Linked DNA regions of Homo sapiens: region 2 is linked to region 1. A link is an interaction called in ENCODE POLR2A ChIA-PET data of the cell type or tissue named here. Cell type or tissue: OCI-LY7. All regions are shown on one strand. Links, peaks and the distances in the headings refer to the core of each region. The heading gives the core; the rest is flanking DNA. Region 1 overlaps BICD1 (BICD cargo adaptor 1). Region 2 has its middle 67 kb from the start of RESF1.

Evidence for each region. ChIA-PET counts read pairs that join two places held together with the same protein. Peaks named below come from ENCODE experiments on the same cell type or tissue, not always from the same donor. Only the 100,000 strongest peaks of a DNase experiment are listed, where the experiment ranks them.
Region 2: POLR2A ChIA-PET joins it to region 1 with 7 read pairs; 5 of 35 experiments call an interaction of 5 or more read pairs at or near these places.

Annotation. Positions count from the first base shown.
Region 1 is chr12:32,139,185-32,154,432 of GRCh38, forward strand. All of the region lies in intron 1 of BICD1 (BICD cargo adaptor 1), which reads left to right. Among named protein-coding and RNA genes, the nearest start is that of BICD1-AS1, 39 kb to the left of the region's middle. RefSeq lists enhancers at 762-811, 7,523-7,592. In OCI-LY7, for the core only: no CTCF peak of the experiment used is centred there; no DNase peak of the experiment used is centred there; H3K27ac peaks cover 511 bases.
Region 2 is chr12:32,018,601-32,033,848 of GRCh38, forward strand. No RefSeq gene overlaps it. Among named protein-coding and RNA genes, the nearest start is that of RESF1, 67 kb to the left of the region's middle. RefSeq lists enhancers at 3,107-3,780, 4,455-5,128, 6,395-6,689. In OCI-LY7, for the core only: no CTCF peak of the experiment used is centred there; DNase peaks (open chromatin) are centred at 7,471 and 9,571; H3K4me3 peaks cover 398 bases.

The sequences.
Region 1 (15,248 bases), core at 3,263-11,262:
GGCTGCTGTGGTGACTGCTTTAGAAACTTTCAGTTCCCTTTGCTGTGAAACAGGTTTCAGTGCATCGTCCCTGTGTATAAGGTCAGGTTTCTTACATGGACTCACTCTGTTTCTGTAAATTTGTCTGAGAATTTTCAAGGCAGTGCTTTCATGGCCTCTCCTCTAATTTTGTGTGTGTGTGTTTGTGTGTGTCTGTGTGTGATGATGAAAAAGTCAAAAGCCCTAAAATTAAATCAGAGTTTAATCCATGTCCCTAAACTAGATAAGCTGCTTTAGACCTTTTCCTTATCCCTTACACGTCGCTCAGTAAATACTTGCTGATTGACTTTCAAATTCAGATTACTTTTACGCTAGCATACGGTGGGCACAAAGGGTTTTTTTGTTTATTTGTTTGTTTGAGACGGAGTCTCGCTCTGTCGCCAGGCTGGAGCGCAGTGGTGCAATCTCGGCTCACTGCAACCTCCTCTTCCTGGGTTCGAGCGATTCCTCGTGCCTTAGCCTCCCAAGTAGCTGGGACTACAGACAAGCGCCACCACGCCCAGCTGATTTTTGTATTTTTAGTAAAGACGGGGTTTCACCATGTTGGCCAGGATGCTCAAACCCCTGACCTCGCGATCCGCCCGCCTCGGCCTCCCAAAGCGCTGAGATTACAGGCGTGAGCCACCGCTCCTGGCCTGGGCACAGAGTTAAAAAAAAAATACTGGTAACAGAAAACTTGTTGGCGTGTTTCAGTTTTCAGAGTCTTCTATAAGGTCTTATACCAGCCGAGAAGCAGCAGAACCATCTGTCCGTGTACCGAGGACGGATCTCAGCAGCTCTCTGTTCAGTGGCTCCTGCCTTTGTAGTGGATTCCCTTGCTGTGCTGTAATTAAGTCAGCCGGCAGGAGTTCCTGTTTTGAGGGGGCCTCTCCCGGCTGGAGAAGTACCACTGCCTTTGTGTTACCTGCCATGTTATTGTGGAGTGGATAATTTTTTTTTCCTGCATGGGTCTTGGTTTAACAGCAGGATCCTCTGGGCTTCTTCCAAGAAGCACCACATTTCCCTGAAAATAAATGGCAGATGAATTATTTCTTGAGATTATGAAAATCTGTTAGATGAAAGCTTGCCTTTTTCTCATGTTCAAAACAATGCTAAATGCTTATAATTATACTCCCAATGAATTACTTCTTTCACTGGCTTCCTTTGCTCTGGCAAAGGTGGATTTTTTTTCCATGGCAGAGAAATTTTATAAAAAATGTAATATTTTAGAAAATGCCTAAATGTCAAGAATACAACATCTTGTTTGTTGTTGTTGTTGTTGTTTTGTTTGTTTTTTGATACGGAGTCTCGCTCTGTCGCCCAGGCTGGAGTGCAGTGGCGCAATCTCAGCTCAATGCAACCCCGCCTCCCGGGTTCAAGCAATTCGCTGCCTCAGCCTCCCGAGTAGCCTCCATTGAAGGAAGTGCCATAGTGTGGGAGGATCTTTTTATTTTCTACGCGCACCGTATTTGATTCTGTGTTTACAGGAACTGTGTCTGTAGACAAAAAGCAAAATGTTGGGGTTTAGTTTCTTCAGGTGAATAAAATGTTACTTGCATCTCCTCATTGTCACAGTGTTCGTATTACATACTTCGTGTGTGTAGTTTTGGCATTTAAGGAAACAGAGCTAAAAAAAAAACAAAGGACAATAACTGCATCAACAACATGTTATACACCAGAGGAAATGCGGCGACTTAGGTTCTGTGATGGGAAACCCGGATTTTTTTGTTGTACTTGAAATCTTCCGTAGAACGTACGTGTTTGCATGACCCAGAAAGGAAAACACATTGGAGGACTTTGTACTAGTTCCATTCTAATTCTGTAAAATTCTCACAAATTCAGGCATCTGTTAACCCTTCGAGGGCATATAAGTTCAGAGCCATGTTTTCTGTTTTGTGTCTTTCCCTTTGGCGGAGTGGTTACCTTTTCTGAGCCCTTGGCTTGCTTTCTGTGAACATAAGGCGCTCCATCTGCCGCTTTAAAGTGAAGATTTATAATTCAAACAAGACAGCGTTTCGATGTTGCACTCCTGTCTTATTAGATATCAACTTAAAGTTAAGAAAATGGAATTATTCAAGGCCTTGTTATCTAGTTTATAGCTTATTCAGAATTTATATTTCTGATTTTTTTTTGTCCTGATGACTGCCTGTGACTAATTTGTGTTTTTGTTATTAAGCTAAGATTGTATGAAAAATATGGCAAAAACAAAATTCTATATTTCTAATGCCCCATGAGAAATCTGATTTAGAGGCCCTTCCTTTGGACACACTTTTTGTTTTGTTTTGTTTTTGAGCGGAGTCTTGCTCTGTCGCCCAGGCTGGAGTGCAGTGGTGCAATCTCGGCTCACTGCACCCTCCACCTCCTGGGTTCAAGCGATTCTCCTGCCTCAGCCTCCCGAGTAGCTCGGAGTACAGGCGCCCGCCACTACGCCCAGCTAATTTTTCTATTTTTAGTAGAGGTGGGGTTTCACCATGTTGGCCAGGCTGGTCTCAAACCCCTAACCTTAAATGATCCATCCGCCTCAGCCTCCCAAAGTGCTGGGATTACAGGCGTGAGCCACCGCGCCTGGCCTGGACACCCATTTTGAATAGCACTTACCACAGATTCCCGAAGCCAGTGGTTTTCTAGCCTTTTTATTCGCCGTTCGTTGTAAGCTTCTTGAGTCTTGGTGATTCTTGTTTCATTTGTTTTTGTTTCTCCCCAGAGCCTAGCACATAGTAGGTGACGAACAAATGTTCATCGAATGTATGGGCTCAACCATAGTCTATTTTTTTCAAAAAGGTATAAATCTTATCAATGTTTTACATTTTGCTGAACAAAACAGGAGAGAGCGGATTCTTTTCAAATAGGAAAAATTAGGGAGGGAAAAGAGGGATTGACTGAAACTCTATTGAAGTATGTCAACATAAAAGTTTATTGACAGCCTGGCGTGATGGCTCAGGCCTGTAATCCCAGCACTTTAGGAGGCCAAGGTGGGCGGGTCACTAGAGGTCAGGAGTTCGAGACCAGCCTGGCCAACATGGTGAAACCCCGTCTCTATTAAAAATACAAAAATTAGCCAGGTGTGGTGGCAGGCGCCTGTACTCTGAGCTACTGGGGAGGCTGAGACAGGAGAATCGCTTGAACCTGGGAGGCAGAGGTTGCAGTGAGCTGAGATCGTGTCACCACACTTCCAGCCTGGGCAAAAGAGTGAGACTCTGTCTAAAAAAAAAAAAAAAAAAAAAAAAAACAAAAAACCCCACCTATCTATCCTATCTATCTATCTATCTATCTATCTATCTATCTATTGGTCTATCTATCTAGATAAAAATAGCAGTCAACTAATTTTTCAAATTAAAAATGCTTTATTGTTATTTATAGCATGATTGTTTTTCTATAAAAAAGGCATATTACAACAGCCTTCGCTTCACATCTGACTCTTGCAGCATTCTTATAAAGAGATCTCACACCATATTTGAGGGCTTCATTAGTTTTCTAAGCCTTAAAAAAATTTCATCATTAAGATTATTCTCTCATGAAGCACCCAAAATATAGACAGCTTTTCTTATTTTCTTTTCTTCAATTGTTGACAGTCTAATGCTGCCAGATCTTTATCTGTCAGGGACTTTTGATGTTGTTGGAGCCATCTCTTGTGGACTTTATGAAATCTTGCATGCAGCACAATTTGAAACTTCATTGTGCATTCAATTTGCATTGCCTTTGCTGTGTTCACAGTGGCACTCCATGAGGCTTAACTATGGAGATCCTGGTGCTACAAGCCGTTAAATAGTTCTCTCTTCTCAACCTATTCCCCTATCCTGCTTTTCTTTTCTTCATAGCACTTATTACCTCCTGATTATATTTTTTGTTTGCCTTTTGTCTATCACCTGTCATTCTTTTACCAGACCATCTAGTCTCATATGTCTATATAACCTTTCTGAAAAACATCCTGTGGGAAATATACCATATATACAGAAAAAGTGCACAAACATGAATATACAGTTTAACAAATAATATAAACCTGCTATTCATGTAGCCACCACCCAGATGAAGGAAATAGAATATCATAAGCACCGCACAATCTCCATTTGTGCCCTTCTCCATCGTAGCTTTCTCTGTCCCAGACAACCATTGTCCACAACTTGTTGTAATAATTTACTTAATTTTCTTTTATAGTTTTATCACACATAATTTAGTTTTTGTCTGCTTTTTGAACTTTACATGAATGGAATAATATTGCATATATTATTTAATGCTTTTTCTTTCATTTAACATTTTTTTTTGTGTGTGTGTGAGATTCTCCAGGTTGTTGTACACAGTGCTAGTTATTTCATTTTGTTATGGTATAGTATCCCATTGTATGATTGTACCACAGTTTATCCATTTTTTAGTTGATGGGTTTTGACTTGCTTTCATTGTTTGGGCTATTATGAATAGTGCTGCTCTGCACCTGTTGTACATATAGCCTGGTGAACATGTTTGCGAATTTCTATGAGCGTGATCACGGTGGTGTAGAATTGCCAATCTTCAACCTGCCTGTATTTTCCAAAGCGATCATACCAATTTATTTACCTTCCAGCAGTGTATGAGAATTCTCTATTCTCACCATCATTGGATATTGTCAGATTTTAACATTTGGCTCAACTGATGGGTGTATAATGGTATCCTATGGTACTTATAATTTGCATTATCCCTAGTTACTAATAAGCTTGAGCAATTTTTCATATTTTTATTTCGATTTCCTAATTTATGAAATGCCTGTTTAAGTCTTCAGCCATTTCAAATGTTACCTGTCTTTTCAAAATGATCTATAGGAGTTCTTTGTATAATATATATTCTGGCCCCTAGTCCTTTATTCTTTGTATGTGTTGCAAATATCTTCATCTCTGCAGTTTACTCTTTTTGTGGTGTCCTTTGATAAAATTCTCAATTTGGTGAATGTAATTGAATTTATTAATTTTTCTCTTTGTTATGTATTTTTGTGTCTTTAAGAAATTTTTCCCTATGTAGGGAAGAAGGACAAAAATTGTCTTTCATAATTAGTTCTTTAACCCTTCATAACTTTGAGTATATAAATTATTGTGACCATCTTTGAATCTACAGTAGTTGAATTGCATATATAGAGGCTTGAGTTCTTAAATTATTCTTTCCAGGGTGAATATTAGCATATCACAATAGGACAGTAGGGACAGTGGCTTTTTCGCTAATGAAATCTAAGATTTTTCCTTTTCTGCTCATGAAAAATGTTTCTGCTTAAATTGTAATGAGTGTACAAGAGGCATAAATCCACAGTGGGTACAAATGTCAAAGATTATGGTTTAAACCAGCAAAATATGTCTTCTTAGATATACGAAACATTTTGTCAAATAGCCCCTGGCATCATCTGGGCTAAATGAAGAATCACCAGGACATGTGATACAGTGAAACTATTCCACTTATAGTAACAGCACTTAGTAATTGCTTTCATTAATCCAGGCAGGTTAATATTCTATCTACTTGCATAACAATGTCAAAAAATCTATTATCTACTGAAACCTTTTATATAGCAAGTTAAGCTCCTATTTCTTTCATAAAGATTGAGATTCAAATATTAATCCAAACTACTCAGAATCACTTTCTCTTCCTCACTTTTCTGATACCCCCACTGGAGAGTGACTGATCAGTGCATTATCTGTCACCTCAGAGCTCAGAGTGCCCCTCTTTTCTATTCAAATACAAAGCCATTCATTTACTTTGATGGACAAATAGCCGTGGCATTAGTATGGGTAGGGGCAAGTGCTGTTGTCTCTTATCTAGGAAGGAGTTGGTTCTTTTCTGATGGTTGAATAATATACTTAGGTATAGAAAGAGACCTGAGTGTCTTGAAAGCAACATTCTTTCATTTTTGTCAATGTTTTAATCAGCACCCCTGTGCATATATTATCTTTGCATATTTCAGCACTTTGTATTAGACTTCTACATGTTGTGGTCTTTGCTTCTGATAAGGGACAGAATAAATAGGAAGAAAGAATAAAAAAGCCATAATGTTAAGTACATCCATTCCATGCCCATAGCCATACATCACAGAAGTCACAGGGAAGGCTCTGTGACACGAGATAATGATGTGGATGTGACAGAACATGGTAGAGGAAAAGGCCACAGACAGGTGCAGAGTAGGAAGAATGAAAGAATTCATTGTGGCTGTCAAAATCCTATGTTTGTGTTCCCAAATCCTATTTCTTTTTTCTTTTGACTTGTGATGTATTGACTGTCAATTAGTTATCAGGTACTATGTTCAGCCCAGTTATTGCACAAGAGATCCTGAAAATCTTTAAGTAGCTCCTGGACTTGGAAGAGGGAAGGAAGGAGGAGACACTAAAATAATTACAATATGTTACTATTATACATGACAATATGCAGAATGCATTTGGAACATAGCCAATAACTTTACACAGAGATAGCAGTTTTTGAGCTGAATTTTAGAGGACCAAGTTGATAGAATTTGATGATCAGATGAGGGGTTAGGGAGAGGAAGTCTTTCAGTTTATTTTAAGGCTGGAGTGAATATTATTTTTGTAAATGCAGGATTTTAAGGAAAAGGACAAAATGCCAGAAGACAGCAGATTTCTATTTTCTGTATATTTGTACATCATGACAATACATTTATAGATACACTAATTCTTGTACATAAATAATTCATATAATGTTTGTCTTTATCAGTCTGAATTGTCAGCTTTGGTCATAGGGAATTGGAACCAAGTGTTTACTGAGCATCTACTATATGTGAGGCACTATATTAGGTGCTGGGCATGCAGTGATGAGCAAAACAGGGATGGGTCCAGCTCTTATAGAACTTAGAGTTGAGTGGGAAAAACAGAATTAATCAAATTTCCATATTTATAATTAGAAATGACATATACATATGAACAAAGGCTCTCTCAGAACCCAATTATTCTTCCCTTTCACTCTTCTTCCTAATCATACTACCAGCGTTAAGTTGACAGTTATTTATCAGGCATATTTAGCAGCCAGCCTTACAGTTTTCTCTTGCACACTGTTAACAATTACTGTCACATGGTCACTGTTACATGTTAGCCAATAGTGCCTCACATTCACTGTGGCTTCCAAAGCTTGGGCTTGGGGAAGCAGGTGGATGGTGATATCATGAGCTCAGATAGAGATCATGGGAGAAGAGATTTGAGATGTTTTAAAAAAGTGTTTTGAGCAGATGAAGTTAAAGAGTTAAAGGGAACTATGGTCAAGTGGAGGTGCTGGTAGGCAGGTGGAAATATACTTCTGAATCTCAGGATGACTAATGAAAAGCAAGAAAATGAACAACAAGGGACTATTAATGTGTGTTATGCTGTGCTTATGCATTTTGTCTGGTTTCAAATCATTGTATTTAAGTAGTTCTTAAAGTCACAGGAGTGAATGAGATTAAGTAGAGGAAGAAGGAAAAGAGGTACAGATGGAGACCTAGGGAGTGCCAGGCCTCAGAGCAGACAGAGGAAGGGCACGCAGTGACAGAGCCCACGAAGTGTGGCCAGAGAGCAGTGATGAGGAGGATTACCGAGTGGCTCATGGAAACCAGCGTGGAAGCTTTCTTATTTCTTCTTCTCCTTCTGCTTCTCTTTCTCCCTTCCTCCTTTCCTCCCTCCCTCCCTCCCTCCCTCCCTTCCTTCCTTCCTTCTCCTCCTCCTTCTCCTTCCTCTTCTTCTTCCTCCTCCTCCTCTTCTTCTTCTTTCTCTTCTTCTTCCTTCTTCCTCCTTCCTCCTCCTTCTTCTTCCTTTTTCTTTTTTGAGACAGTCTTGCTCTGTCACCCAGGCTGGAATGTAGTGGTATGATCATAGCTCACTGCAGCCTCGACCTCCCCAGGCTTAGGTGATCCTCTCACCTTAGCCTCCCGAGGAGCTAAGACCATAGGTGTGAGCCACCATGCCCAGCTAATGTTTTAATTTTTGTAGACATGGGACCTCCCTATGTTGCCCAGGCTAATCTTGAACTCAAGTGATCCTCCTGCCTCAGCTTCCCAAAGTGCTGGGATTACATATATGAGCCACTGTGCCCGGCTGTGGGAAGCTTTCAAGAACAAGAGAGACCAATGTTGCCAGACAGGCCAAGTAATATTAGGACTGGAAAGCAGCTAGATTGAGAGACTCACAGGAACAAGAACAGAGAATTCTGAATTCTAAAATCCACAACGCTCATTTCACTGAAAGGTCGTTCAGGTGGCGGTGGTGGATTTTTTTCCCTTAGCCGTCATTTTGGATATTTGATTAATTATCGACCATTATATTTCCTTCTTCTTGTTAGTTACGATTTACTAAGAAGAATTTTTATGCTATTTTAAAGTTAAATGATCTGTGATTGTAAAATCATTCATTATTTACCTCAACTGCTCACTTAATTTTTTAAAAACATCTTCAAGGCTCCTTCAGAGTTTTTATGTTGATAATTTTAAAAAATCTTTTTCAAGTTTTCTAGAAACATGAATAAGTACACAATAATTTAGTTAATGTGGGCAGTAAATACACAGTTGTGATAGTGAAATGTCTTCTATGAACTAGAAAATAAGAAAATAGACACTTAAAGTTCAGAGTAGAGAAGGAAACTCAAAGAGACAGAATGGTTCCAGGGCAGCCTAACTGTACAGTACCCTTAAGAAAAGTATTCGTATCTATATCTCTACTGCAGTAGGCCAAGTGCTGTGGCACACGCCTAAAATTGTAGCACTTTGGGAGGCTGAAGTGGGAGGACTGCTTGAGCCTAGGTGTTTGAGGCCAGCCCTAGCAATATAGGGAGACCCCCCATCTCTACAAAAAATAAGAAAAATTAGTCAGATGTGGTGGTGCACACCTGTGGTCCCAGCTGCTTGGGAGGCTGAGGTGGGAGGATCACTTGAGTCTGGGAGGTTGAGGCTACAGTGAGCCGTGATGACACCATCACACTCTAGCCTGGGTGACAGAGCGAGACTCCGTCTCCAAAAAAAAAAGAATCTGAGAAGCAGATACTGGCCATATTCACTGAGGTGCTAAGCAGGGGTGGGCACCCTGCCTGGCTCTGTAGTGGTCATTTCTGACAGGCCTGTGTTGTGGAGACAGACACACTAGGTTTTCAGAGTCTGATGCAGTTACATTCGAATTAGGCAAATCTCATACTGATTCTGATTCCATGTTCCCCGCAACAGGCACCCGGTAAACTGGCTTTCTGGAGAGTCTGCCTTTGAGCAGAGAATGTGATTTTCCCACTGTCCTTCTCTGACCTCTCGGCAGTTATACAATTCTTATTGTAAAATAAAGCTCTATTCTGGTTTTGTGCATCAGTCTCCTGTGGGTTTAATTCACATGCAAGAGCGTCCTCGAGCCTGAATGAGCCTGGAATGGAATACAGTTTCCCAGCCCATGAATCATGACCTGAATCATGTCAAATTCACCAAGTTATGCTCCCTTTTAAGGTCACTTGGCAGACAGGCAGGTAGGAACTTTCCTGGTGAACCCTCCCTGTATGACCATGCAGCTTTCCACTGGGAACTTTTACAGGTTGCTGCTATTTTTATAAAAATGATAGACTGTAATGTTGCCGGGGACAGTGGCTCATGCCTGTAATCCCAGCAGTTTAGGAGGCTGAGGTGGGAGAAACACTTGAGGTCAGGAGTTTCAGACCAGCCTAGGCAACATGGTGAAACCCTGTCTCTACTAAAAATACAAAAATTAGCTGGACATGGTGGTGCACACCTGTATTCCCAGCTCCTCAGGAGGATAAGGCACGAGAATCACTTGAACCCGGGAGGTAGAGGTTACAGTGAGCCGAGATCACGTCACTGTACTCCACCCTGGGTGACGAAGTGAGGCTCTGTCTCCAAAAAAAAAAAAGAGTTCTGTAATTGTAAAAATGTGACATAGGCATTCTCTAATGTGCAATGAATAGTCATTTTTAAGCATTTCATACATTGTTCCTGTACTGCACTGGGTCTCCTTGTGCTGAACTGCATGGGATAGGCCATTTCCATACAATCTCATCCTCTGAATAAGGAACCATGATGCTCCTAAAGACATACTAAATATAGATCTTGGGTAATATTGGAGTCAGTGCTGGTCATCAATGATTTTCTCTGTGATGATAGAGGGGGTCCACTATGAATGATAGCATTAATTTTGCTGTATGTTCTTGCATCATTGGTACATAATAATTCATAGACTTCATAAGTTATTAATATACAAGTTACAGAATTTAATAATGTAACCCACCTTTGATATGTTTTCATATACATTATGGGGAAACCATATTTTTTTGAAGTCAAGAAATGTATATTGCTTCATGTTGCAAAATTTGTATGCTATGTCAAAGAAGCATTGCCAGAAAATGATCTGAAATGTAGAACAATAAAGTTACATTATAGATGTCTTAGGTGAACCAAGAGAAAAATTAGTGTCAGAGTTAAAAAGATGCAAGTCAGGAATTAAGGCAAAACATTGACCCTATCTGACTTAGGAGAATTCTGGTCATGTGATCTTAAGAAGAGAGAGTAACTGACAGTTCTGGAGACTGGGAAGTCCAAATCAAGGCATCAGCAGATTCAGTGTCTGGTGGGAGCTTGCTGTCTGCTTCACAGATGGTGCCTTCTTATGGCATCCTCACATGGTGAAAGGGAACAAACAGCCTCCCTCAAGCCTTTTTTGTAAGGGCACTAATCCCATTCATGAAGGCAGAGCACCTACTTGTAATACTATCGTATTCGTTCGTTCTCATGCTGCTAATAAAGACATACCCACGACTGGGTAATTTATTTAATGGACTTGCAGTTCCAGGTGGCTGCGGAGGCCTCACAGTCATGGCAGAAGGTGAAGGAAGACCAAAGGTACATCTTACATGGCAGCAGGCAAGAGGGTGTGTGCAGGAGAACTCCCCTTTATAAAACCATCAGATCTCATGAGACTTACTCACTATCATGAGAATGGCATGGGAAAGACCTGTCCCCATGATTCAATTACCTTCCACCGGGTCCCTCCTACAACACATGGGAATTATGGGAGCTACAATTCAAGATGAGATTTGGGTGGGGACACAGCCAAACTGTATCAACTATCATACCTCTTAATACTATCACATTGGATTTTAGGTTCCAACATACAAATTTTGGGAGGACATGAACATCTGGACAGTAGCAATGCTAGTCCATTATTCTGGTCTGTCTGAAGGTTTTATCTAGGCAGGGAAAAGCGTATGTTTTTTCCTTGACCTTGAAAATTTAGCTTGGGCTTTCTTTGTACAAACATGAAGATCCTAGGAGAAGCCCAATCAATTTTAGAGAGACAAGTGGATGAAGATAGGGATTAAAAGAATTGTGCTTGACTGAGCAGAGAGACTGATGATCTGAAAGGACACCAGGTAAAATGTTTCTTTTTAGCTTTACAAATGCACTGCTTGTTAACATCTATGAATTCATGTACTTGCTTTTCCATGCTATAGACGGGTAACTTCCAGGGCTGCTGTGTGGCACAAGTTTGGGGAGTAGGGATGGAAATGGTACCCTTAAAGTTATGCAGTGCAGACCTGCACAACCTGACACAGGGGCCTTGGGTCAGTCCATGTCGGTGAGTGTATGATACTCTGATATCTTAAAAAAAAATAACATAAGAATCTGTAGGCTCTTGTTCAAAGATATTGCAGAGACAAGAACCCCTTCCACAGGTAAAGAAGGCACGTGAGACTCATGGCAAATTCATTGACTCTTCTGTCCGAGCATTTTCTTGTCATTTTCATTATAGCCCTTCCTTGTAATCTTAACATCAATGGTACCCTGCTTCTTAGCAATTTTGATAAATCTTTGTATTTCAGCAAATACTTGAAAAAAATGTAGGATCCACTGGCTTATATCTTCTGTGTAGGCATCAAAACAGATGGTGGTGGGGTTGTTGGGAAGATGGTAGCAGACAGGGTTGCTTAAAAATATAAGACTTCCTTGATGTCCAAGAATACTGAGATTTATATGATTAGAAATTTCTATACAAAGCTGGAAACAGTGGAGCATGTTCCCACATAGAAGCACAGGTTCCCAGCTCCCCCAGAGGCCCTCATACAGAGCTGCAGCTGCCTGTGATGGAGCCTGCACAGATTCTTCCAGTAGACAGTCACTTTCCTTCTTTCTTGGCAGTCTTGTGCCCTGACAGCCCTTCTGATGGCTCTGGAGCCTCTGGCTGCCTGCCTTCCTACTCACCAGGTGCAACTTGTTAATTACTTGCATGCAATATGATCACTGGATTATGGTACAGCTTTGGCTAAATCACTTACATTTTTCATTCTTATTAATTTGGAGACATGCACGTGCCAACCCAAGTACAATAAATGGCACACTGTTTATTGCAAGCACTAAATAGATACATCGAAGGTTATGTTCTCAGGCATCCCTAGCTTATAAGTGTACATTATGTTGATTTGATATTGGGTGATGACCAAACACAGTTGGTCAAATCCTCCCTCTGGGAGTTGGAGAGACATAGAAGGAAAGGAACAGAAATGCCAGTGGTGATAACAGGGACAGCAGAAGGAAGAGGAGCAGGGACTGAAAGCCACTGAGTCAGAGTACACTGAGGCATATGAGCAATACCTGAGTGGAATCTGTGGTTGCAGGGCATCCCTACCTCTGCCTGCACATCTGCTTCTTTCTTCCCTACCCCCAGTTTCCCTTTTTCTCCTTCCCTGTGGCCATAGTGGAAGATGGAGGCTTCACAGTTCCTGAGACTAGATGTCTTCAGTTCAAGCAGTCAGCAGAGACTTGTTTTTTTGTTGTTGTTGTTTTTTGTTTTTGTTTTTTGAGACAGAGTCTCGCTGTGTCTCCCAGGCTGGAGTGTAGTGGCGCGTTCTCAGCTCACTGCAACCTCTGCCTCCCGGGTTCACGTGATTCTCCTGCCTCAGACTCCTGAGTAGCTGGGACTACAGGCACACGCTACCATGCCTGGCCAATTTTTGTATTTTTAGTAGAGATGGGGTTTCGCCATGTTGCCCAGGCTGGTCTTGAACTCCTGACCTCAGGTGATCCACCTGCCTTGGCCTCCCAAAGTGCTGGGATTACAGGCAGAGACTAGTTTTTTTTAACTTTTTTTTTTTTTTAACAGTCTTGCTCTGTCACATAGGCTGGTGTGCCATGGCATGATCATAGCTCACTTTAACCTTGAACTCCTGGGCTCAAGTGATCCTCCCGTCTTAGCCTCCCAAGTACCTAGGGCTACAGGTGCATGCCACCATGCTCAGCTAATTTTCTTGCCATGATGCTGAGGCTAGTCTTGAACTCCTGGCCTCAAGTGATCCTCCTGCCTCAGCTTCCCAAAGTGTTGGGATTACAGGCGTGAGCCAATGCACCTGGCTGAGGCTGGTATTTTCAAATTTCAATTCTAGCTGTCAGGGAGAGAGAAATTGATTGGCCCACCAGGGACCAGGTGTTTGCTTCTGGTCCATTCTTCTATAACCAGGGAGACATTTATATATATAAACTTGGCTGCTGAGGCCCAACCCTCAAAACATAGAGATTTGAGCAACATTAGAATAAATTCTTTTATTTATGGAATTATTTCTATAGGCATATGTCATAACCTTTTATTTTCTTTTTAAGAAATCAAGTCTACTTAATATGATAATAATATAGTCAAAGAAGTACACAGCCACGTATGGCTGGATTTGATTTCTTATCCAATAGCTGGATCTGAGAAAAGGTTGTTCAGTTACATTCCAGAAGCTTCAGTAGCAAAACTGCTCTTTTTTCCCCCAACTTTTACTTTATATTCAGAGGGTACATGTGCAGGTTTTTTACTGAGGTATATCGTGTCATGCTGAGGTTTTGGGTATGAATGGTCCCATCACCCAGACACTGAGCATAGTATACAGTAGTTTTTCAACCCTTGCTCTCCTCTCTCCCTCTCACCTCTAGGCATCCCTAGTGCCTAGTATTGCCATCTTTATGTCCATAAGTACCTGATGTGTAGCTCTCATTTGTAAGTGAGAACATACGGTATTTGTTTTTCTTTTCCTGCATTTCTTTGCTTAGAATAATGGCCTCCAGCTGCATCTATGTTGCTGCAAAGGACATGATTTTGATTTTTTATGGCTGCATAGAATTCCATGGTGTTTATATACCACATTTTCTTTATCCAAGCCACTGTTGATGGGAACCTAAATTGATTCTGTGTCTTTGCTATTGTGAATAGTGCTGCGATAAACATGTGAGTGCCCTTGTCTTTTTGGTATTAATAGAGTGGTTTGTTTTCTTACGGATATATACCTGAAACTATTCTTGTTAAGTGAGTCAACAAGGCCCACCTGGCAGAAGAGGAAACCCAAGAACATTAAATCAGTTAAGATGGAGGCCAAGGCGGGTGGATCACTGGAGCTCACGAATTCAAGACCAGCTTGGGCAACATGGCGAAAGTTCATCTCTACAAAAAATACAAAACTAGCCAGGCATGATGGCGTGCACCTGTAGTCACAGCTACTCAGGAGGCTGAGGTGGGAGGCTGGCTTGGGTCTGGGAGGCAGAGGTTGCAGTGAGCCAAGATTGTGCCTCTGCACTCCAGCCTGGGTGATAGAGCCAGACTTTGTATATATATGTGTGTGTACATATATATATATGTGTGTGTGTGTGTGTATATATGTAATACATATATATTACATATCTAATATATATAATATATATGTAATAAACATCATGTATATATGATGTTTATTAGCCCTCCAATGCTTGAAATCAGGGGTTGGAATCAAGGCTAACCAACTCTGGTCTGGTCACCATCACTGAATGCTTGCGGTAGCCATGTGAACATTGTTTATTGTCGTATACTCCTGGGAGAGTCCCAGGGATGAGCTTTTATAAAGTTGCAGACGGGAAAGGGACTCTCACTTTGGAGAGAATTAAGCATGTCACCCAGTTGCCTAACAAGTTATTGCTGTGCAGGCAAAAAACAGACAAAAGACTCACCCAACTCTAAGATTTTTTTGATGGACTTCTCTAAGTTCATTATGATAAAGTTAATATTATGATTTTTCCAGTTCTCAATATTTTGGGTCTAACCCTTTTTTTATTACTTTATGTATATGTTCTGGGCTCCGTAGACTCTCTGGAGTGACAAGAAAATCTTGAAAAATAAAAGGCGAGGTCTATTGGAGAGCTGTTCGTGGATGATTCTGATACGTGCTCTTGGTTAAGAATCACTGCTCTGGTTTTCTTCCCAGTGCCTCTTACCCACCACTGTTAGATCAGTTCTTTAAACACCACTTAAACT
Region 2 (15,248 bases), core at 2,496-10,495, 120 kb before region 1:
GGTGTGAGCCACTGTGCCCGGCCTTTTGTATTTTTAGTAAAGATGGGGTTTCGCCATGTTGGCCAGGCTGGTCTTGAACTGACCTCAAGCGATCTTCCCACCTTGGCCTCCCAAAGTACTGGGATTACAGGCATGAGCCACCATTCACAGAAGAGTGTTTAATTCAAAATATTCATTATACAAGGGAGTCATATTTTGGGGTGAAATTTCCTTTTCTCCTTCAATACAATAATTAAAAGAAGGAATACTGTTGTTACTTTTATGGTTTAGTCAATTTACATTTTCAGTGGGTTACTGTGTAATTCAATAAAATTATTAATCCTTAAAATACATTTGTTGGCCGGACGCTGTGGCTTATACCTGTAATCCCAGCACTCTGGGAGGCCGAGGCGGGTGGATCACCTGAGGTCGGGAGTTTGAGACCAGCCTGGCCAACATAAAGTGAAACCCCATCTCTACTAAAAGTAAAAAATTAGCCAGGCTCAGTGAAGTGGGCCTATAGTCCCAGCTACTCGGGAGGCTGAGGCAGAAGAATCGCTTGAACCTCCTGAAAAGCGGAGGTTGCGGTGAGCCAGGATTATGCCACTGCAATTCAGCGTGGTCCAGAGTGAGACAACGTCTCAAAAAAAAAAAAAAAAAGTCAACTGTATTAGGTATTATAAGTAATCCAGAGAGGATTTAAAGTATATAGGAGGATGTGCATAGGTTATATGCAAATACTACACCATCTTATATAAGAGATTTGAGCACTCACAGATTTTGTTATTCAAGGAGGTGCTGGAACCAATCTCCCACAGATACATAGGGAACGACGATGTTCTGGCTTTGTTATAGTTCACGCATCTATCTTCCCGTTTATTCAACTCAAAAATTATTAGACATCTTTTGTGTACCTACCTCTGTGTTAGAGCAGGGCATACAGCAGCAAATAAGATAATGTCCCTGGTTTTAGATAAGTTAAAATTTAGCAGGAAAAACAGGTATTATATTTTACAAATTAAATCTCATATTTTTAAGCATATTTTAACAAGAAAAAAATTCTCTGTGAATTCCATTGTAACGTTTTACATATAAAACTCTCCCTCTTAAGTCTCTAAACTTTTTTTTTTTTTTTTGAGACGGAGTCTCGCTCTGTTGCCCAGGCTGGAGTGCAGTGGTGCGATCTCAGCTCACCGCAACCTCCGCCCCTCCAGGTTTAAGCAATTCTCCTCCTCAGCATCTAGAGTAGCTGGGATTACAGGCGTGTGCCACCACGCCCAGCTAATTTTTTTTGTATTTTTAATAGAGACGGGGTTTCACCATCTTGGCCAGGCTCATCTTGAACTCCTGACCTCGTGATCCACCCGCCTCGGCCTCCCAAAGTGCTGGGATTACAGGCGTGAGCCACTGCGCCCGGCCTTAAGTCTCTAAATTTTTAAAAAATGCATTTAATACTAAGGTCTCAAACAGTTTTCTAGACATGTAAATCAAAAACCCGTTTAATTAATTAAGATCCTGGGGGGAAAAAAAGGTTACTTGCTGAACAAAATGAAGTTTACTTATAGGAAATAGCACTATAGGAAAGTAGACAGCATTTTTCAGGAGTTGTCCATGAATGTATCTTTTTTTTTTTGTAATTTAAAAAAATACAAAAAAGTACGTAGAATAATAAAACACACCTGCTGGAGAAATGGAACTAAAAACAAAATCTCCAATAAGTCTTTCCACAAAGATAGTAGAAAAATAATTTTATTATTGAATAAGCATTAAATCAAAATGTGATATTCACCACAGGCAATCCACTAAGAGATTACAAAACAGAATGTAATCTGTTTTGTAAAAGTCTCCCTTTTATGTAGCTAAGCAGACACAACCCTTAACATAGATGTTCTTGAGATAAGCTGCAAGTCCTAAGTAAGCTGACCTGACAGCACTATTTGTAACAAATAGTTCATTCTAAATTCACCTGGTAATTAAGGGTGACCATCTGTGGTAATTGGTAAAGTTAGCTGAAAGGGGTCCTGATTCAGACCCCAAGAAAGGGTTCTTAGCTCTCGCACAAGAAAGAATTCGGGATGAGTCCATAGGGTAAAGTGAAAGCAAGTTTATTAAGAAAGTAGGCCAGGCACAGTGGCTTACGCCTGTAACCTCACAACTTTGGGAGGCTGAGGCCAGCGGATACGAGGTCAGGAGTTCGAGGCTAGCCTGGCCAACATGGTGAAACCCTGTCTCTATTAAAATAACAAAGATTGGCCCAGCCTGGTGGTGTGTGCCTATAATCAATCCCAGCTAATTCCAGGAGGCTGAGGCAGGAGAATTGCTTGAACCCGAAAGGCAGAGGTTGCAGTGAGCCGAGATCACACCATTGCACTCCAGCCTTGGCAATAGAGTGAGACTCTGCCTCAAAACAAAACAAAACAACAAAAAAAGAAAGTAATAAAGAATGGCTACCCCATAGGCAGAGCAGTAGCATGGGCCACTCAGCCACTTAAACTTATTGTTACTTCTTGATTATCTGGTAAACCAGAAGTGGATTATTCATGAGTTTTCTGGGAAAGGGGTGGGTAATTCCCAGAACTGAGGGTTCCTCTCCTTTTTAGACCATGCTGGGTAACTTCCTGATGTTGCCATAGCATCTGTAAACTGTCATGGCGCTACTGGGGCTGTCTTTTAGCATGCTAATATATTATAATTAGTGTATAGTGAACAGTGAGGATGCCCTGAGGTCACTCTCATTGCCCTCTTGGTTTTGCTAGGTTTTAGCCGGCTTCTTTACTGCAAACTGTTTTATCAACAACCTGTTCTATGGTCTGTATCTTGTGCTGACCTCCTATCTCATCCTGTGATTTAGAATGCCTTAACCTCCTGGGAATGCATCCCAGCAGGTCTCAGCCTCATTTTACTTAGCCCCTATTCAAGATGGAGTCACTCTGGTTCATACGCCTCTGACAGTGTTACATAAAGGAAAAATAAACTTCTCCTATCTGTATGGGTTTTTTTTGTTGTTGTTTGTGTTTGGTTTTTTGTTTTGTTTTGTTTTTGTTTTTAAGACAGGGTCTCACTCTCACTCAGACTGGAGTACAGTGGCATGATTACAGCTCACTGCAGCCTTGACCTCCTGGGTTCAGGTAATCCTTCCATCTCAGCATCCCAAGTAGCTAGGACTACAGGGGCGCATCACCATGCCCAGCTAATTTTGTATTTTTCATTTTTGTACAGACGAGGTCTTGCTATGTTGCCCAGGCTAGTCTTGAACTCCTGAATGAAAGTGATCCTCCTGCTTTGGCCTCCCAAAATGCTGGGATTATAGCTGTGAGTCATTGCGCCAGGCCAACTTCTCATACCTTTGTGAGAGGAGGTAGTTTGGCAATTTGGAGCAACATTCTCACCAACGTTAGGCTCCTGCCTCCCACGGGAACTGGTGCTGTAGGAGTTATTAAGAAATTATTTTAGGTATATAGAGAAGAAAAGGGGTCCTTGGGAAGTTTTCGGGTTTTTTTGTTTGTTTGTTTTGTTTTGTTTTGAGAGGGAGTCTCGCTCTGTCGCCCAGGCTGGAGTGCAGTGGCGCTATCTCGGCTCACTGCAAGCTCTGCCTCTCGGGTTCACGCCATTCTCCTGCCTCACTCAGCCTCCCGAGTAGCTGGGACTACAGGCACCCGCCACCACACCCGGCTAATTTTTTGTTTTTGTTTTTTTTTTTTTTTTTTTTTTTAGTAGAGACGGGGTTTCACCGTGTTAGCCAGGATGGTCTCGATCTTCTGACCTCGTGATCTGCCCGCCTGGGCCTCCCAAAGTGCTGGGATTACAGGCGTGAGCCACCGCACCCAGCTGGGAAGTTTTCTTTAAAGCATCTTCGGAAAAGTTTCTTGTATAGCCCCGGCTCTTAGAGCCAGGCTGGCAACCTTTGATATGTAAATGCAAGCCATTAGAAACTAGGTCCACCCAAACATGGTGATTCCCCTGCCTTCTTGCCCTTTCCCCACAAGTTCCTGGCAACATGGCCGCCCCCATGTATTCCCACGTGTGTTAGAACATCATGGTGCCCCGCTTTTGCATATTAAAAGGCTATGGTGGGAGGGCCAGCTTTTTCGCAGATATGTGAATGACATGCCTAGTCAAACCAATCCCCTGAGCCCTATGCAATTCAGACACCGCCTCCTCCAGCCTCTGTGTACATATATCTAGCTGGTATCTGTGGCAGGTCGGGGTTCCCCTCTCTCAGCTTTGGAGCCCCCCTCCCTCTGTCTCTTTACAGGGGAGCTTGTTCCTCCTCCCTTCCTTCTTGCCTCTTCTTGCCTATTAAGCTCTCAAGCTCTCCACTCCTTAAAACCACTCCACGTGTGTCTGTGTCGTTTTATCTAAACTGGCACGAGGACCAAGAACCCTGGTGTTCCTCCACTCATCGGAGCTGTATCACTGGTAGATAGGAGCACTGCCATTTTTGATGCTTACATTTCAAAGAGATCTCAAGTCCTTGAGAAAGACATTCCTGGGTTTTACACATTTACAAGAGGCTTTTAGAAAGATTTATATACATCTGGGGCCAGGCGCGTTGGCTTATGCCTGTAATCCCAGCACTTTGGGAGGCCGAGGCGGTTGGATCACGATGTCAGGAGATGGAGACCATCTTGGCCAACATGGTGAAACCCCATCTCTACTAAAATACAAAAAATTAGCCAGATGTGGTGGCGCGTGCCTGTAATCCCAGCTACCTGGGAGGCTGAGGCAAGTGAATCACTTGAACCCCGGAGGCGGAAGTTGCAGTGAGCTGAGATAGCACCACTGTACTCCAGCCTGGGCAACAGAGCAAGACTCCATCTCAAAAAAAAGAAAAGAAAAGAAAAGAAAGATTTATATACATCTCACAGGGGCAGAGAGAATTTACAATGACAAATCCTCTAAAGAAAATGCTTTAAGAAAAGGGAAAGAATAGTCTTTTCCCTAATTTTTTCTTTTTGCTTTTGTTTGTTTGTTTAGAGACGGGGTTTTGCTATTGTAAACCAAAAGGTATCTGAGACAGGTCTTAATCAGCTTAGTTTATTTTGCCAAGGTTAAGGATGTGCCTGTGACACAGCTTCAGGAGGTCCTAACGACATGTGCCCAAGGTGGTCGGTGTGCAACTTGCTTGTATACATTTTAGGGAGACATGAGACATTAATCAATATGTGTAAGATGTGCATTGGTTCGTTCTGGTAACGCGGGATAACTTGAGGCAAGGGCTTCCAGGTCCCACATAGGTAAGAGACAAAAGGTTGCATTCTTTTAAATCCTTGATCATCTTTCCACTGAATACACAATTTAGGCTGGCTCAGTGAATCTGCATTTTTACATAAACAATAGGGCAGGGGAAGCAATCAGATATGCATTTGTCTCAGGTGAGCCTCCTCAGAGGGATGACTGAGTTCTGTCTGTCCCTTGTCCACAAGGAATTTCCTTCTGGGCAAATTGTGAGGGAGGTATGTAGCTTTTTTTTGAGACGGAGTCTTGCTTATTCGCCAGGCTGAAGTGCAGTGGCGCCATCTCGGCTCACTGCAATCTCCGCATACCAGGTTCAAGCGATTCTCCTGCCTCAGCCTCCTGAATAACTGGGATTACAGTCACGCACCACCACGCCCAGCTAATTTTTATATTTTTAGTGGAGACAGGGTTTCACCATGTTGGCCAGGATGGTCTCGATCTCTTGACCTCATGATCTACTCGCCTTGGCTTTCCAAAGTGCTGGAATTACTGGCTTGAGCCACCACGCCCAGCGGTGTGTAGCTTTTTATCTTTTTTTTTTTTGAGATGGAGCCTTGCTCTGTTGCCCAGGCTGGAGTGCAGTATGCGATCTCAGCACTTTGGGGCGGGGGCAAGATGAACAGATCGCTTGAGTTCAAGAGTTCAAGACCAGCCTGGGCAACATGTCTAAACCCCATCTCCACAAAAAAATATAAAAATTAGCTGGGCGTAGTGGTACCCGCCTGTAGTCCCAGCTACTCAGGAGGCTGAGGTGGGAGGATCAGTTGAGCCAGGGAGGCAGAGGTTGCAATGAGCTGAGATTGCATCACTGCACTCCAGCCTGTGTGACAGAGTGAGACCCTGTCTCAAAAAAAAAAAAAAACTTAAAATCTTTTTTTTAATTCTCTCAATTTCAATCTCACTTACTTCTTCTTTCAAAGCCACCACTGTCTGAACCTGGTGCCCTTCCTTCTGATTATAGTTTTCGTTGTTGTTACTGTGTTTTGTTTACTTTTACAATTTTGGAATATGAAAATATCTTTCTTTTGTAACGACAAATATGGAATACAAACATTACAACTTCTTTTTTTGCCCATCCTGGATTAAAAAGGAAATAATAGATGAAATGCCTTGCAAAGAGGACAAAATATTTTGGGGTCTAAAATGTGCTTTGCCCAGGATCTTGCCTTGTAATGATAATGACTCTCCCTTAGTGATCCAAACAAAGGAATGTGGTCAACTGTATGAACAAGGTTCAGTGAAGTCCTGAGTCACATGACAATCTGTCCTCCCCAAGCCTCTGTGCTTCAGAAGCTGGAAAGTCGTTCTACCCTTGGGCACAGGGTACATGTGCAGTAGCAATAAATAGCACCAGGAGGAATAGGAGCAACAAGTGTTACTGGTAGAGGGTCTTGACTACGAGTTGTCCAGGTCCTTGGCATTTTGAACAAAGAATTGAACAAAACGTACGAAGTAGCAGAGAAATGAAATGCAGGAATGAAGCAACGAGAGCAGGAATTCATTAAAGCGAGAAAGCACTTCACAGGGTGGGAGTGGGCCTGAGCAAGCAGCTCAAGGGTGCAGTTACAAAGCTTTCTGGGCTTTAAGTACCTCATTTGAGGTTCTTATCTAGATGAAGGATTTGGTCTGTGGCAAATTAAAGACTGAGGTGAACTGGCGCCCTGTGCAGATAAAGGGATGGTCCCTGCTTCGCCAGGGCCAATCCAAGGCACTCTCCTTTTCCATCCCAGCACTTTGGGAGCCTGAGGCAGGTGATCACTTGAGCTCAGGAGTTCAAGACCAGCCTGGCTAACATGGTGAAAACCTGTCTCTACTGGTGCTCTCGCCATTATTCCATCTGCTATGAGCCCCTTTCTGCATAAAGTAAAGTTTGCCTTGCTAAGAGAATTAAATTTATGTTTGAATGTTATTTCTTTGTAGCACTGGGGAACAAGCATTCTATTTCTAAATAAACATTTTTACATATAAGAAATGGTGGTCCGTACAGGGATACATTTTCCTCTGGGGTGGTCTCTAGTCCTCTCATGAGGGGGTCTCCCACTGCCTCATTGTGGTGGCCTCAGGGGTAGTAAGAAATTGAGACCCATCTGGTGTGATGAATAGACCCGGACTCTCAACAAGGCAGAAGAAACTGGCCAGCAATCTGGAGTAAATGATCCTCACATATGATGTGGACCAGGCGACCTCATGCATGAGCCAAGAAAGGAAACAAACCAGAGGAGCCGTACACCAGCACCTGCCTGGAAACCACATCCTCATCAAAAGATAGAAAGAAGAAAAACTCGAGGCAGCCTAAGAACCCTACCTTGTGCTGCTAACCACCGAGACTGCCGTTCGCACAGCAGAAAAGGATAGACACATCATACCCAAGTCAAAAAAGCGTCATCACCATCAAAGTTATAGGTCATTGTTCCAGGGTCAAGCCCTACCAAGTTAAAGCTAAGAAAACTTTATCTATCTTTTCTTTCCTTTAACTACTCCCCATCTTATTAATGTAACTAAATCTAACTCACCTCAAATTATTACTTTTAATGCCTGTTCAGTTATCACTCCTCTCATACCAAATGACAAAACCAAAGTCTTTGTAGTAAAAGTAAAAAAATCTAAAGCAAACCACAGCAATTAAAACAAGATATCAAGATGTAAATGACTAGCTAAAATACATTAAATATTCTGTCCGCACTCTAAATAAAAGCAATTGTTATGCTTGTGCACACAGTAGGCTAGAAGTCCAAGTTATCCCCTTTCCACTCAGATAGTCCTCTAATCGACAAGGCATGGACTGCATGGTAGCTCCTTTTCTTCTTTTGTCTTTTTTTCTTTTTTTTATCTGAGACGGAGTCTCGCTCTGTCGCCCAGGCTGGAGTGCAGTGGCGCAATCTCGGCTTACTACAAGCTCCACCTCCCGGGTTCAAGCCATTCTCCTGCCTCAGCCTCCCAAGTAGCTGGGACTACAAGCGCACGCTGCCAAGCCCGGCTAACTTTTTTTTTTTTTTTTTTTTTGTATTTTTAGTAGAGACGGGGTTTTACCCTGTTAGCCAGGATGGTCTCGATCTCCATCTCCTGACCTCGTGATCCGCCCGTCTCGGCCTCCCAAAGTGCTGGGATATAGGCGTGAGCCACTGCACCCGGCCGGTATCAAAATCCTGCAGCCTAAGATAGTAAAGTGTGCCAAACTCTCTCTACTATTTCCTAAAGTGCAGTACCCTGAGGGTCAGCCCCCCGAGGGCCATTCAGCCTCCATCTTCCAAGACCAATTTTACCTCGTGTCTCCAACGATAAAAGGAAAATTTAGCGTACTTTGAAGACTTAACATGATACAGCGAGGTCAGGCACTTCCAAAAGCTAACCCATCAGTCCACCCTTATTCATCCCCAAGCGGATGCATAGTAATACTGTAAAAAACCTTTACTAGACACTCTACCAAATAATTAGAGCAGCACTTATGCTCTAGTTCAATTAGCTATCCCTTTTACCCTGGCATTTCATCAATCAGAAAAAGAGAAATTACGACATAAGCAAATAAAAGAAGCCTCAAAAGAAGCAGCCCCTTACAGCTATTTTGATTCCCATGTCTATTCAGATGCAATTAGAGGTCCTCACAGAGTACCAAATAAATTTAAAACCAGAGATCAAATAGCTGCAAGGTTTAAGTCAATGTTGTTTTAGTGAGTAGCAATTAATAAAAATGTAGATTAAATAAACTGCATTTATTACTACCAGCAGCAATTTATTAACTATACCAAAGATGCTGTTAAAGAAATAGCTGAACAATTAAAACCCACAAGTCAAATGGCCTGAGAAAATAAGATAACTTTAAATATAATATTAACAAAGAAAGGTAGTGTTTATATTATAATCAAAACTCAGTGTTGCACCTTTATTCCAAACAACACTGCTCCCAATGGGAGCATAACAAGGACCCTCCAAGGACTTACTGCCTTATTAAATAAGTTAGCAAAAAATTCCAGCATTAACAACTCTATTTCAAATTAGCTCGAGAAATAGTTCAGCCAACAGAAAGAGACCATGGCCTCAGTCCTTACTTCTCTAGCAACTGTAATAAGTATACTTCTCCTTATTAGATGTCATGTTATGTTATACCATACATTTAAAAGCTAATCAAAACAACTAAGCCAAGACATATTTAAAAAAAAAAGTTTGAAGAAGAAAACTATAAAAACAAGACAAGGAAATTGTAGAAAGTAAAAAGTTCCTCTTCAAAGTTTCCCTTCTTGTTCAAGAATAAATCATAAGTGTTAGAAATAGTAGTTTCTTTTAAAGACTAACTGTATGCTAGACATGCGCACAGGCCTGTCCCGGCTCGCAGCCTATGCCCCTTCCTTATTTAAGAATGTTATTACCTTTCTAAGTCCTTTCGTAAGTAACTTCCTCTTTTCCTTTGTCTTTCTATTGCCTTTGCCTATTTAGAAAAGTTTTAAACTGTTAGCTAATCAGGTTTTAGTTTAGATTGTGAGGTCTGGCTTTAGCCAATGGAGACAGGACACAGTAGCAGGGACAAACTGCGTAAAGGATAAAAATTACTTCCCTCCATTGTTCAGGTGTGCTCTTGCCATTATTCCATCTGTGGTGAATACTTGACTTTCTGCAAAAAGTAAAGATTGCCATGCTAAGAGAATTAAATTTATGTTCGAGTGCTATTTCTTCGTAGCACCAAGGAACAAGCATTCTATTTCTAAGTAAACATTTTTTACATATAACCAACAAACAAACAAAAACCTGTCTCTACTAAAAATACAAAAAAATTAGCAGGACGTGGTGGTGCACACCTGTAATCCCAGCTACTCAGGAGGCTGAGGCAGGAGAATCATTTGAACCCGGGAGGCCGGAGGTTGCAGTAAGCCAAGATTGTGCCACTGCACTCCAGCCTGGGTGACAGAGTGAGACTTCGTCTAAAAAAAAAAAAAAAAACAGATAAAAATGTGTTATTTGTAAATTAGCTGGGTGCAGTGGTGTGGGCCTGTAATCCCAGCTACTCATGGGGCTGAGGTGGGAGAATCTCTTGAGCCAAGGAGGCGGAGGTTGCAGTGAGCCCACATCACGCCACTTCACTCCAGCCTGGGTGATGGGAGTAAAACCCGGTCTTAAAAATAAGTAGGCCAGGCTCTGTGGCTCATGCCTGCAATCCCAGCACTTTGGGAGGCCGAAGTGGGTGGATCATTTGAGGTCAGGAGTTTGAGACCAGCCTGGACAACACGGTGAAACCCTGTCTCTACTAAAAAAAATACAAAAATTAGCTGGGCATGGTGGCGAGCACCTGTAATCCCAGCTACTTGGGAGGCTTAGGCAAGAGAATTGCTTGAGCCTGAGAGGCAGAGGTCGTGGTGAGCTGTGATAGCACCACTGCACTCCAGTCTGGGTGAGAGAGTGAGAGACCCTGTAGGAAAGAAAAGAAGGAGGGAAGGAGGGAAGGAGGGAAGGAAGGAAGGAGGGAGGGAGGGAAAGAAGAAAAGAAAGAAAGAGAGAGCGGGAGGGAGGCAGGGAGGAAGGGAGGGAGGAAGGAAGGAAGGGAAGGGAAAGGAAAGAAAGGAAGGGAAAGGAAGAAAGGAAAAGGAAAGAGAAAGAAAAAGAAAGAAGAAAGAGAGAAAGAAAGGAAGGAAGAAAGAGAAGAAAGGAAGAAAGGAAGAAAGGAAAGAAAGAGGGAGAAAGGAAGGAAAGGAAAGGAAAGAAAGGAAGACAGGAAAGGAAGAAAGGAAAAGGAAAGAAAGAAAGCAAAAGAAAGAAAGAAGAAAGGAAGAAAGGAAAGAAAGAGGGAGGAAGGAAGGAAAGGAAAGAAAGGAAGAAAGGAAAGGAAGAAAGAGAAAGAAAGAAGAAAAGAAAGGGAAGAAAGGAAGGAAAGAAAGAGGCCCTGTGCACAGCCTCACACCTGTAATCCTAGCACTTTGGGAGGTCGAGGTGGGTGGATCACTTGAGGTCAGGAATTTGAGAACAGCCTGGCCAACATGGTGACACCCCATCTCTACTAAATATATATATATATAAAAAATTTAGCTGGGCATGGTGATAGATGCCTGTAATTTCAGCTACTTGGGAGGCTGAGGCAGGAGAATCGCTTGAACCCAGGAGGGAGAGGTTGCTGTGAGCCAAGATAACACCACCACACTGCAGCCTGGGCTACAGAGTGAAACTCTGTCTCAAAAATAAATAAATAAAAATAAATTAATTAATAATTGTATTTATTGCTGCTATTTTTGAAGTTAATTAAAGGTATTTTAAGCTGGGTGTGGTGGTTCACACCTGTAATCCCAGCACTTTGGGAGGCCAAGGTGGGTAGATTTCTTGAGGCCAGGAGTTCAAGACCAGCCTGGGCAACATCGTGAGCCCTCATCTCTACTAAAGATAAAATAATTATCCGGGTGTGGTGTCATGAGCTTGTAGTCCTAACTGCTCAAGAGGCTGAGGTGGGAGGATCCCTTGTGCCTAGGAGGTGGAAGTTGCAGTGAGTCGTAATCTCACCACTGCACTCCAGCCTGGGTGACAGAGCCAGACCCTGTCTCAAAAGAAATAAATAGGCCGAGTGGGGTGGCTCACGCCTATAATCCCAGCACTTTAGGAGGCCAAGGCAAGTGGATCACATGAGGTCAGGAGTTCGAGACCGGCGTGGGCAGCATGCTGAAACCCCGTCTCTACTAAAAAAAAAATGCAAAAATTAGATGGGCGTGGTGGCACACGTCTGTAATCCCAGCGACTTGGGAGGCTGAGGCAGGAGAATCGCTTGAACCCCGGAGGCGGAGGTTGCAGTGAGCCGAGATTGTGCCATTGTGCTCCAGCCTGGGCAACCAGAGCAAAGCTCTGTCTCAAAAACAAACAAACATTTGCTTTTTTGTTTTTAATATTACTATTTTACTAATGGTACAATACTCCCCCATTTACCACAAGTGATAGATTTTCTGTCAGGTTTTCTTCCATTCCATGTAAAGCCATTTGTCTCCTCCATCAAATTATTTTACTGCTAATTCTGCCTTTAGTCATCTGCATTGTAATCTTTTACCTCTAGTTTTGTATGAATTCAACAGCCTTAAATAACTGCACGGAGTGATGCAACTTATTTATGATTAGAAAATGCTTGTTAATGAACCACATGCAGTCATTTTTGAAATTGTAAATGGCATTAACAATTTTTCTTCTTTTCTTTTTTTTACTTCTTTTTAAAATAACTTGGGTACTCTCTTTTCCTTATTCTTGCCAAGCATATATATTAGTGAAAACCTATGCGGGAAGTGGCAATTTGGTCTCCTCTTCCTCCTGTAGTTGTTAGTTATTTGAATAAGGTGATTTGAGTTATTTCTAATTCTGGCTGTATTCTCTTGGGTTCCCACAGACACACACCCTGAGAAAGGATTTGAAAGCAAGTATTAATAATTCACTGGGAGGTGATCTCAGGAAACACTGGTGGAGGACTGGCGACGTGAGATAAGGATGGAAGGGAAAAGCAGTTAAGAAAAGGGTGAGCTATCAATCCAGCTGCCACTGTGAGCAACTGTAGCTGCATCTTGCTGCAGAACCCTGGGACTCAGTGTAGAGAGCATGACCCAGACTTACCCACAGGATGAGTGAGGGAGCTGGTTATGAACTGCTGGGGGAGTGTTACAGTTCAGGCTGCCAGAGCAAACCTTGTCATGGAAATCAGCCGGGCATACACTACAGAGTCAGAAGTAGGGATGGAGGCACTGAAGATGGCAGGCACAAACACAGTGCAAAATTTTCATCATCAACTCTATGTTTTATATACTTTGAAAGATTTAGATAACTGGCATCAACTTATTTATCAGAGAAGAGTTGAAGAGTGAGACCATTTAGGAGGCTTGAGATAGTCCAGGTAGCAGCTTAGACTTGATTGTATGGAAATAAAGACCACCTACAGGAGAACAAATAAAGGCTATCTAATCAGAGCTTGCTATATAGCAAGAGAGAGAGCCACCATCATGTGCATTTGGTAAAAAGTCAAAGTCAAGCAGAGGACTGCGAAAACTTGATAGTGGAAAAAGCAAAAAGTTTCAGGTCTACCCTGATTGGACGCTGTCGACCTGGAGAAGCTGTAGGCAGCTAACTAGAAGAGGCGCATCCTATGGGATTGGTTAGGGGTGCATATTTGGCTTTCTCCTGTGGGTCCTAAATTGGAAGCTGGGACAGAAATGAGAGAAGCTGGCAGTTACTTGAGACAGGGTCTCACTCTGTTACCCTGGCTGGAGTTGCAGTGGCACGATCATGGCTCACTGTATCCTCAGCCTCCCAGGCTCATGCAGTCCTCCCACCTCAACCTCCCAAGTTGCTGGGACTACAGGCATTTGCCACCAAGCCTGGCTAATTTTATTTTTAATTTTTTGTAGAGATGAGATCTCACTGTGTTGCCCAGGCTGGTCTCAAACTCCTGGGGTCAAGAAATCCTCCTGCCTCAGCCTCCTAAAGTGCTGGGGTTATAGTCATGAGTCCCGTGACAGGCAAAGCTGGCAGCTATCAGGGCATACTTGAAACCTTCTCTTTTTCCACTATAAAAATTTCCCACTCCTCTGCCTGCCTTTGAGTCTTTGCCAAAACACAAGTGACTGTGACTGACGCTCTTGCTGTAGCAGGCTCTGGATAAATAGCCTTTGATTGTTCTCTTTCGGTTGGTCTTTGTTTATGTCCATAGATCAAACCATTTTTACTTGCATCTTCTTGCTCCTGTCATATACTTGTTTTGTGCCAGCCGTATGAAACTTCTCACTTTCCTTCAAATCAGCTTGCCAGTCCCTAGAATGTGCAAGCTGCTCATGTTGCTCATGTTGTATGTGTCCTGTATCTAGAAAACCCTTTTACTGCTTCTCCAGCTGACGGAAAAAATCCTACTCGCTTTACTCCAAAGGCCAGCTCAAGTATCACCTCATCTGTGAAGCATTTCCTAACTCTTCCAGGGAGAATTAATTGAGCCCTACTTCTGAGATCCTATTACACTTTACTCATGCTGGTAGCAGGACCCGATTGCAGTCATAGCTTTCAGGCAGTGTCTGCATCACCTGAGGAAATGTCAACTCCTTTAGGGTAGGGGGCCTTCATATTGCTCCTGACTCTTAGAAGATGCTCAGTAAATGTTTGTGAAATGAAGTTGAATAAAATCCTTACTCTCAAAACTCATTTTTGCTATATTCTATACAACCAAAGGTAAATGGGAGGATTGGTAGAAGTTTTCCTTGGACCGGCAAACCTTTCCCTTGTCCCATTTTAAAAAAACATAAACCGAGGCGGGCAGATCACGAGGTCAGGAGATTGAGACCATCCTGGCTAACACGGTGAAATCCCTTCTCTACTAAAAATACAAAAAAATTGGCCGGGCATGGTGGCGGGTGCCTGCAGTCTCAGCTACTCGGGAGGCTGAGGCAGGAGAATGGCATGAACCCAGGGGACGGACCTTGCAGTAAGCAGAGATGCGCCACTGCACTCCAGCCTCGGTGACAGAGACAGACTCTGTCTCAAAAAAAAAAAAAAAAACAAAAACCATAAACAGGGTATTGTTAATAGTGTTATCAAAATTAGCTGGGATGGGTTTGGTAGACTTGCACTTTGCACTTCTAGCTTCTATCATGGTCTCATTTGGTGGTGTGTGAGGCACTTGTGCTGTGAGCTCTCTCTCTCTCACTCTCACTCTATTTTTTAGAGATAGGGTTTCACTATATTGCCAAGGCTAGCCTTGAAGTCCTGGGCTGAAGTGATCTTCCTGCCTTAGCCTCCCAAGTACCTGGGACTACAGGCATGCGGCACTGTGCCAGGTTCAGGTTCATTTCAAATGGAAAAGACAATCTTTCTTCCCTTCCCAATCCTTGCCAGACCTCATTTAACTAATAGCTTCCTTTTCAAGGACTGCAGGCAGAGGCAGAGTGCTTGCTGTTACATGAAGTGTGCTCCAGTGCTGGTGGCTTGGGACAATGAATTCATGCAGATCTCAGGCGATGGCAGGAGAAGTATTGGATGCTCCTGATCAGTTGGTACATCTGTATATGAAATACAGGAGGAAACAGGCCGGGCAGTCCTGC